Linked DNA regions of Homo sapiens: region 1 is linked to region 2. The links are chromatin loops, found by intact Hi-C in ENCODE. Cell type or tissue: mammary epithelial cell. All regions are shown on one strand.

Region 1 (5,000 bases), 330 kb before region 2:
ACTGGAGGCTGAGGCAGGAGGATTCCTTGAACCCAGGAACTGGAGGAAGCAGTGAATGACACTGTACCCCAGCATGGTCAAGATCCCAAATCAAAAAGAAATGATTAAAATGATCAATTTTATGTTGTGTATATTTTGCCACAATACAAAAATGGGGAAAAGCCTATTCGCTTTTAAGTATCCTTAAAAAGGCACAGCTTCTTCAGCTAACAGACTCTAAAACTTTTTTTAATAGAAGTATTAAGGTATTTAGAGAGTGCAAAATATCTTATTTTAAGTCAAGAAGTTAGGGTCCTGTTCCTAAACACTAGCCTCTGTAATCCTGGGGAAGTCAGTGCTGTTGGAGATCTCAGGTTGATCTTCTGAAAAATGATGGATCTAGGTAAAAGATATGTTTCTCCAGGTTTACATACCACGGACACCATCTTTACTTGGAAACTTTATTAAAAATGCATTGTGTCAGAAGCTCTCTGGGGATGGGTCGTGGAATCTGCATATGTAAAGAGCCCCTAGGTAGTTCTTGTGCCCACTTAAATTTGAGAACCACTAGACCAGATGTTTTGCTTATGGCCCTTTCAGCTCTGAAATTTGAAAAAAAAAAAAATGATTCTGCAAGACAGAGTCTCTGTGCTTTTGCAGGATAAAGAAATGAAGAAAATAATACTTCCTGCTTGTGTTGGAGCATTTTTTTCATTTGGTATCCCCATCTCCAGTGGCTAGCCAATCAAGAATAGTATTGTTTATTCTTCCCACTGTTTTGAAGATACAAAAGGAAAAGCTAAGCCAGATGACACCTAAAGGCTTCCATTACCATTTTCATGTTTTTCCCTTTGCATAAAAACTGTCCATGCCTCCATCAGAGCCATGATCACTAGTACAATGTTACACTCTAATGACTCATGACATTAAATTATATCTTAGCCTAATATGACCAAATTACAATATCAGAATAAAAATTTCTTTTTTCAGGTTGAATCCCATAACTTAATCCAATTATAATACTGGCTGAATTTTTCACAATTATGTCTCAGTCTTGATTTAGGGAATCTTCTCTTTATCATAAAAATGCATTTTGTTAAACATGTTTCATTATAATCAATTTCTCAAAAGTAAAGTTAATCAAGAGAAGGAAAAAAGGTTTTGTTTTGATTTGATTTGGAATGTGTATGTGTGTTTACTGTATTGAAATAGATTCTGTCTGAAAGACTGTATATAAGATAAAAAGTACAGAAGAGTAGTCAGAGAGTTATTACCCACCCCTGACTGATGGTGAATAGATTATCTAAGTATCCCGTAAAAGGCACAACTCCTTCAGGTATATTTTACAAATTAATTAGTAACTTTCTAGCCAAATTTGTGTCTTAAAGACACCAGCTAGAACTTGGTTAGTTCTAGCAAAGAAGATTATTTTATTCTGAAACAGGTTTTTGTTGTCGTTTTACTTATTTGAACTTTTTTCTTGAATATGTATTTCTTTGCACATAAAATATATTGACTTATGAATGTGATTAAAATGGAAAATAATTAGTTGATTTTAGAGAGACAGAGAGAGGAGAAGAGAAGTGTGAAGGAGAGAGGGAGGATAGAAAGGAGAGAGGGAGAACAGGAAGGACAGAGGGAGAATGGGAAGGAGAGGGAGAGAGAGAGACAGAGAGAGAGGAATGGAGTGGGTAATAAGCAAGAGAAAAATGCCAATCATATGCTTTGCTAGTGTGTAAAGTCTGATAACCCAAGGGAGAGAGGACTACTCTGGCCTAGTGAAACAAAGGAAAGAGAAATATGGTAGAATATTCTCCTGGTGCTTCACCAAATGTGACACCAGAAGTCTGACAGAAGTCATGTCAGCATTTGAGCTCCATAAAACTCAGGCTATCGACCTACCATGTGAGAGTCTCAAAATGAGTTTAGGTAGGGGCAGAGGAGTTGAAATCCAGTAACATATGCAACAGTGATCACACCAGGATTGCACATAGAAAGCAAATTAGTCCTCTAATAGAGACGCCAATTTGAAATTCACCCTCTGAGCAGGTTTTTAAGCACACTCTTCTTTTACTTTTCTATTTACAAAAATGGAACACCACCAGAAAAACAAGAATTTGAAAGACGAGATGAGAAAAGTAAGTTGTAATTGGAAACAGACAGAATGTGTACACAAACACACACACACACGCACACACACGTGCATGCACAGGTGATGAGAGAGTAGTTTGCCTACATGGTGTATCTGACTAAGAAGACTTTTTGCTCTGGTTGTCTTACAGGAAGTGACTAAATCTCATGATGTGAAATATTTTCTTGCATATTGTATTGGAAAAGAAAATAATTTTCCCAAACTCCTTAGGGGCAGTGTTGTCTTATAATTCCCATATAGTATATGCTCTTCAAGTAAGTAACTCCAGAGTTGAGTAAGACAAGACTCGTGACTCAGATGGCATGCTCTGCTCCCTAGACTAGACATTGCATCAGTCTGCCTATACTCACATCCGCTGTTAAAGGATTGCCTCCAGTAAAATATGTCTTTTAATTCCTTATACAAGAATCTGGAAAAAAAAAGTAAGATTCTCTATTTCTTAAATTTAGCAGCAGGTTAATCACTGATAACAATAAAAATACATAACAATCATCTAGCACGGGTAAATATTGTGGCAAAAATTACACCCTGAAGAATTCAGTCAAAGATATAAGTAAGTACACATCATTGTCATGTTCCACAATATATCATCTGCTTTAAAGAAACTGTTATGTAGCTGTAGTAGATTTAATCATTAATCCCATTTCTTCTCCACCTTCTGCAATCACAACCTTAACAATGCCTCCTTATGAGTGGAATGTACTTCCCAACCCCTAGTCTTAGGGGTTGGCCATGTGATTTGCTTTAGCAAATGGTAAATGAGCAGGAGTGAGAGGTGACAGTTTTCAGCCTAGGCCTTAAGAGATCTATACATTCCTGTTTGTGCTTCTGCTATCATTCTGAGAACACGTCCATCTAGGCTGCTGGTCTCAGGAAAACGATAAAAGACATGAACAGCAGGGCTGCACTAGCCATTCACATCCAGGAAAAGAAATGATTGTTGCATAAAGCCATTGAGCTTTATTCTACATTACTGTGACAATAGCTAATTGAAATAGTAAATATACTTTGGTTTTTCCTAAATGCATATTGAAAATTAATAATATTAGCCATCTGTATGATAAAAATATAAAGCCTATGTTTTATTTTTTAATGGTTCACTGCCCTAAATAAATTTCCAAAAAGTAGATGTTCCCTTGTCTAGTGATGTCATTATATTTTATTTATACATCATAAACACACTGTTTATTTCTGCTCATTTTTTTGTAAGTAACATGTGTTACCGCCAATCTTGAGATGATACACACACTTCTGTACTAAATTTTGGAAAACATATTAGCTACCCACTCCTTATATCAAAATATTGCCTAATAATGTGTTTTGTTTTAATCCTTCATGAATTTCCAGGAGAACTGAACTGATACTTGGGTTTGTGAGATATATGAAAATAGTGAACATGAACTTCTGGTTTAACCCTTGTGATGATAATGGAATCATAGCTCTGTTAATTACTCTTGTGGTTTGTCTTCCTAGAGATAATCATGTACAAAATTCCTTTCCAATTTGTTATATAATATTAGAAATACTTCCAAAATTGGCATGGATTTATTGTTATCATTTGTTGGCACAATCATTAAAACGAAACCCATAAAGCTAGATAATTAAATGTTTACAAAGCTATAGTACTCAAAACAAAAACACTGTGAAAAGAGATTTTTTAAATAATAGTTTTTGCATGCCTTTTGAATAATTGGATTATTCTGAATTTCTTCATGTTTAGTCCCTGAATCTAAGTCATACCGTCTACATAAAAATAGATGTCAGCTGAAGAAAACCAGGCAATGGATTTGTCTTGACGACAATCTTTTTATATGTTCAGACTTCATTTAACATTAGACTTGTCTGTATTTGAAATTGGTATTTCTTTACATTTCTGAATTTAGGGAAATGGCACAAGAGAATAACATTAATTTCCTCTGCATTTTGGCCTAATCAAATTTGAGCCTTTCAAGAGACACAGCCAAGTCAATTCAAAGAGACATATGAAAAGACTACTGTTAATGTATCTTTAAAATGAATTAGCGGCATGAACTGTTGCTAGGTGAGTTAGGTATAGTTGTAGTTTTTAGTAACCCTAAGAGAAGATGCAGTGCATTCTAAAATGTCACAAGGAGTTTGATTGCTCAAAATTCTGGGAGATTGGCTCTCTGCAAGGCTTCTTGATGTCATTGTTCCTAGAGGAATGTTGTTCCAGTACCTATAGCGATTGCAGCCATAACTATTTATGTGTCATTGTAGCCATTGTTATTACTACATGCTTCACATACCTCTACTGAGGTCTAAAGAATTAGTGGACTTCATATTCTGGAGAGAACACTTGAAGAACCAAACAGAAGTTTGATGTGAATCTGCATATCCACCATTATTGTTCATAGGTTCTCAGGATTAGTTGAGTGATGCCTTAAAGAAAGAAAGTCAGATGATAGGTCTTCCTGCTGCCCGCACCACATCATGAGTGTTATTCCTATAGAGGAGGAGTAAAGAGTGGGAAGAAAATGAAATCTGTCAATACTGTGAATATATAAATAATAAAAGTAGCAGTAGGACTGATTAATTCTGAATCATCTTTATGAAATGACTGGAGCCGTGAAAATGCTCAGTCTGCACAGCTGATTGAGAAATGTATGCAATCTGTTGATCGGAATTTATTTGTGAATGCTCTCTTCCAGAGATTTATATACCAGAGTTCTTAAAACGAATTTTGTCCCCATGAAAAGAAAACTACAGATCTGTAAGACTGCAATTTAAAATGGAAGAAAACATGTTCCCACTTGAAGAACAACTTTCAAACAAACAACTGATACAAAAAAGTCAAAAGCTGTTTTGTTTTATATAATAGTTTCAGAATACTTCCAGTCAATATATACCT
Region 2 (5,000 bases):
TCAGAAATAAAGAACCATTTCTCTACTGAAGGTCATCAACTCATTTGAGGGCCATAGATCAGTAAAAAATAACTTAGTCTGAGACATTCAAATCACTTGCTTTTTAGGTAAATATTTTGGCTTTTAAAATGACACAAATCTGACCAAAATGTTACTCAGCTTTATGGGAACGGGATTCTTTTCTAGATAATCTTAGGGACGATCTTAACTCATATTGTTTTTGTTCAGAGACTAGGTCTAATTTGTTAGAAGTGCTGCCATGGGATCTCATTCTACTCAACAGGAGTGCATTCTTCTTATCCAGTATCCACTAAAAGTCACTCCTCCTCCCATGAAAAGAGTTGCCAGTGGAAAACTCAGAGAAAACATGGGAAGGGATTGGTGATGTCATATAAGGAGATTAGAAAACATTTTTTTAACGTTTAAAAAGTAAAGAGATGAATTTTAAAATTTACAAACCAATAAGTTTGATGTTGATGAGCAACAAAATCCTGGAAAATGACATCGTACTGATTATTAATGATTACATAGGATAACATGCTGCTGGGAATCAGCGTGATACTCTCAAAATCTGCCATGTCACATGCACCTCATTTTCATTTTTTTTATGGCTGCTTGATGGTTAGATGAGAAGACTGTTAGAGACAGCATAACTTAGGATTTTACACCACATTTTTCAAGTTCTCTTTTGAGAATATTGGGTACAAGATAAAGAACAGTGGGGCTGGCTAATAGGCTGAATTTGAAGCTGATTAAATAATGACATCTAAAGAATGTCAATTAATAGATCTAGATCAACACAAAATAGAGTCTCTGTCGTTGGCCCTGCCTTTGCACATGGCTGTTTCTTCTTCAGTCATCTCTTAAGCTCAACTCAGCCCTCTGCCTGAAGACCTCATTTGGCCAGTTTTGCCCATTCATTACTACTGTGAACTCTCTTTTGTTATTTTTTTCCTGTTTTATTCTGAGAATGGATTGAGCTAGATATGTGGAAGTTATGGGAAAGCATATTTTAACTAAATATTAAAGAAACTTTTGTAATCGAGCTCTCCAAAAAATAAAATCCGCCACTTTGAAAAGCATTAAACTCCCTGTACAGTAGATTTTCAAGACTGAAATGACTGTCTCACCCCTAAAGGCAATTTCTGTATTGGATGAGAGGATATAATTCATTAACCTTTAAGGTCACTTGTGAATCTAATGTTTTGATATTTTCGGAATTAATCAGAAGGGAACTGACAGCATGACCTGAATCTGTCCTATATTTATGTAAACATCCTGTGTGATGCACCTCATTCTTTGTGCAGTTGTATGCATTTTTGAATGTTAAATTTGATTTTAGGGCAAACGCTTTTTTAAAAAAATTTTAAAATAAACTTTATTAAATAAAAATTTACACACAGTAAACTGCCTCCATTTAAAGTGGTTCAGCGATTTTTGGCAGATGTGTACTTGTGAAACCACCACTGCAGTCAAATGACAGAACGTTCTTACTCCCCCAAAAGCCTCCTTGTGCCCCTTTGCAGGTCATTTTTCCTTTCACCCCTGATTCTAGGCAACCACTGATCGTCTTTCTCTCACTGTGTATTACTTTGCATTTTCAAGAATTTTCTATAAATAGAATCATACAGTATTTTTGTATGTATCTGGTCTCTTATATTCAGCATAATGATTTTGTTTCCAGCTTGAGGATATTATGAATAAGACTGCTAAAAATTGTATACTTGTTTTTCTAAATACCCCTTATAAAATCTTACTTTTGAGAAGCATATTACTAAAATAACTTCCCAGGTTATATGTGTATTTGTTCTTTCTGTTCATTTCAGCATTATCTTATTAACAAGCAACTGGAGGACATGCACCAAGGATAAATTGACTAGGTGCTAACTGAATTTGTGAGAAAGGCCTAGTTTCTAACGTTCTTTCTTGGGAGCAGATGTGTAACAGCTACTTTTGCTGTATAACAGACCAACCCCAAAACTTACTGGCTTAACACTGAGGTCAGCAAACATTTTCTGTAAAGGACAACATAGTAAACACTATAGGCTTTGTGGAGCACTTTGCATCTTTGTTGCACATTCTTTTTCTTTTTACAACTCTAAAAATGTAGTCATACTTAGCTGAGAGGCTGTACAGAAGCAGGCCATAGACCAAATTTGAACAATAGTTCATAAACTCTATAACACAATGGCCAGCCATTTACTTAGCTCACTATTTGATGGGTGGATTGGGCCATTTATGTGGTGTGACCAGTTGTACTACTGTTTGCCAGGCATGCTTATGCATCTGTAGTCAGCTGGCAGCTGGATAAGCTATCGTGACCTGACTCATATGTCTGATGGTTGACAGGCTGTCATCTAGGAACAGATGCAACTAGGTTTGTGTGTATCTCATCATCCAACATGCTAGTTCAGGCTAGTTCACATGGAAACTTCTCAGGTTTCTGCTTGTGTCATGTTTGGTAGTGTCCATTAGCCGAAGCAAGTCATGTCATAGGGCCATCCCAGATGTAAGGAGTGGGGAAAGACTCCACCTGTTGGTGGGAAGAGATACAAAGGCACACTGCAAGAGCTGGACACCAAGGAGAGGGCTAGAACTTTTGGCCATGTTGCAAGATATCACAAAATATTCAAGAAAAGTTACAGGAAGGTTCCTCTGTGGACTAAATTCTCTTCTGAATTTAGATGTAGGTAAAATGGAGTGTGCTGTTAAAATTCATGCTTTGTGAGTAATCATTGCTAGGCTAAACTGTTTGTGGCTTCACAGCCAATGGTAGACATACAGCATCCATAATCTAGTGCTTTTAAAAATATAAGAAATACTGATTACAAACATAGTTAACCACTTATTAGTACTGGGAATTTAATGAAAGCTGCTGTGATTAAATACTGAAAAAAGAAAGATTGTGGGTTTCCTTCTGGTAACTTTCAAAGCTGGTCACTCTTTTGAAAGGAATTTTATTCTTAAAGCTGTTATTTTTACTCATAATATGCTTAATACCCCCATGGCTGCAGACTGTCTAAAATGTTCCTACAATTATATGAGAATACTTTTAAAAATCATGATAATTATCAGTCTTCATGGACACTTATTCAGATTAATTTCCCCAAGCACTTAATAGGATGAATTTATAAGCATTAAATAGAATGGGGACCATCCAGCCCTAAAATGTGACCATTCTGTCAGGCACACACTTGCCAATTTGTTGGCGTGGACCTGAGCACACTAGCAAGGACTTTGAATTAGGTCTCACTGCAAGATGGAAGCAGAAGGGCATTTCTCAGTTTATGTTTTGAAGTGTTTTGTTCAGACAGGCAACGTGCAGTTGTGTATAGTAGTGTGAGCTACCTGTTACTCCCCTTAACAATACTTTTAGCAGCAATGTTTTTCCTCCTGCAATGTGACAATATCACCATGCCATTTGGAAGAAAACAAAAAGGCTGAGTGATTCCTGGTATACTCCCAAACAGCCACCCAAACGAACAGCTGGCAGAGAAGACACCCCCTAAAACTTGGAGCAGATTCTCAGCCCCTGCAGCATCTCATGTGGTTAGAACTTCAGACTTGATGAACGCCTCCCCAACTTGCTCCCCCTCCTGAATCTTTTAATCCTCCTCCAGTCTCTTGTAATGTTCCAGCCCTTACCAGGGAATAAGACTGCAAACTGTCTTCCGTCAACTTCTTTCCAAATCCTAGTCTAGAGAAATTATAATGATGCATGATTGTCCAGTGGGCATGTATAGTTTGTCCATTTCTTTATGTAGTAAAGCCTGTAGCTTTCATCTTTTTTGCCAATCCACTATAAAAATTAATTTTATATGTCATCCTGGTACACACACACACGCACACACGCATCTATATCTGTAAATCTTTTTCTGTCTATTCATGCTTGTATGATTGAAAGAAAAGTTTCACAAAACATTACTTACCCATACCAAATAGTACACTTTCATATTTTTTTTTTTTTTTTAATTTCAACTTCTATTTTAGATACAGGAGGTACATGTACAGGTTTGTTACATGGGAACATTGCATGATGCTAAGGTGTGGGGCTCATGACCTGTTACCCAGATTGTGAGCATAGTACCCAATAGGTAGTTTTATAACCCATTTTCCCCACTCCAACCTCTACACTGTCATATTTTCTATTCTTTTCTGTTTCATTAAGAACAATACTGGTAATGATCCACTATATAGATTTCATGACGTACTAAGGGTTCATGACCTGCAGTTTGAAAAACACTGTAGTTAGTTTTATCTCCACCTCAGGCCAGGTCATCAGAAAGCTGCATTCTTAGACCACTTTGCCTTGGCCCCCATAAGATTGCCTCAACTCAGGTGTACCTCGGCATCATGTTCCTGGCTTATGTCGAGGGGCACTGAAAACTGCTGAAGGGATTTTTCTGAAAGTCGACACCATGCAGTGTCTCCCACCTTAGATCCCATGCAGATCTGTTTATTCAATCTAAGTCATTCCAGACTTGGATTTTCCTTTGTTTCACTTACACTCTTTCCTCCTTATCAATAATCCAAATAATAAAATCGATCATATTTCCTTTTATATTTTTTCTTTTGCTTTGACATCTACAAAGGCCACAACCAAATTATACCCACCTTTTAAAACACTTTTTTACTGAAATATATTAGGCATGTAGAAAATAAGGGAGATGCTGGTTAAAGGATATGAAACTTCGGTTAGGAGGAATAAGTTCAAGAGCTCTATTGTACACCATGGTGACTATAGGTAATGAAAATCTAGTATAGTCTTGAAAATTGCTAAGAGAGTAGATTTAAGTATTATCACCATAAGAAATGATAAGTATATGAGGTAATGCATATGTTACTTAGCTTGGTTTAGCCATTCCACAGTGTATACATATTTCAAAACATGTTATACATGATAAAGATATACAATTTTTATTTGTCAATTAAAAAAAAAGAAAAAATGGCTTAAACTTATACAGTTCAGTGAATTTTCACAATCTGAACACACTCATTTA

What was found. Peaks named below come from ENCODE experiments on the same cell type or tissue, not always from the same donor. Only the 100,000 strongest peaks of a DNase experiment are listed, where the experiment ranks them.
Region 1: it touches region 2 in a loop (15-fold over the local background); 3 of 110 quality-filtered maps call a loop at or near these places.

What each region holds. Positions count from the first base shown.
Region 1 is chrX:31,606,688-31,611,687 of GRCh38, reverse strand. The region is part of intron 55 of DMD (dystrophin); the gene reads left to right. Among named protein-coding and RNA genes, the nearest start is that of FTHL17, 540 kb to the right of the region's middle. In mammary epithelial cell, a CTCF peak has its summit at 2,348; a DNase peak (open chromatin) is centred at 2,347; H3K27ac peaks cover 1,590 bases.
Region 2 is chrX:31,276,986-31,281,985 of GRCh38, reverse strand. The region is part of intron 62 of DMD (dystrophin); the gene reads left to right. Among named protein-coding and RNA genes, the nearest start is that of FTHL17, 210 kb to the right of the region's middle. RefSeq lists an enhancer at 2,380-2,674. In mammary epithelial cell, a CTCF peak has its summit at 2,523; no DNase peak of the experiment used is centred here.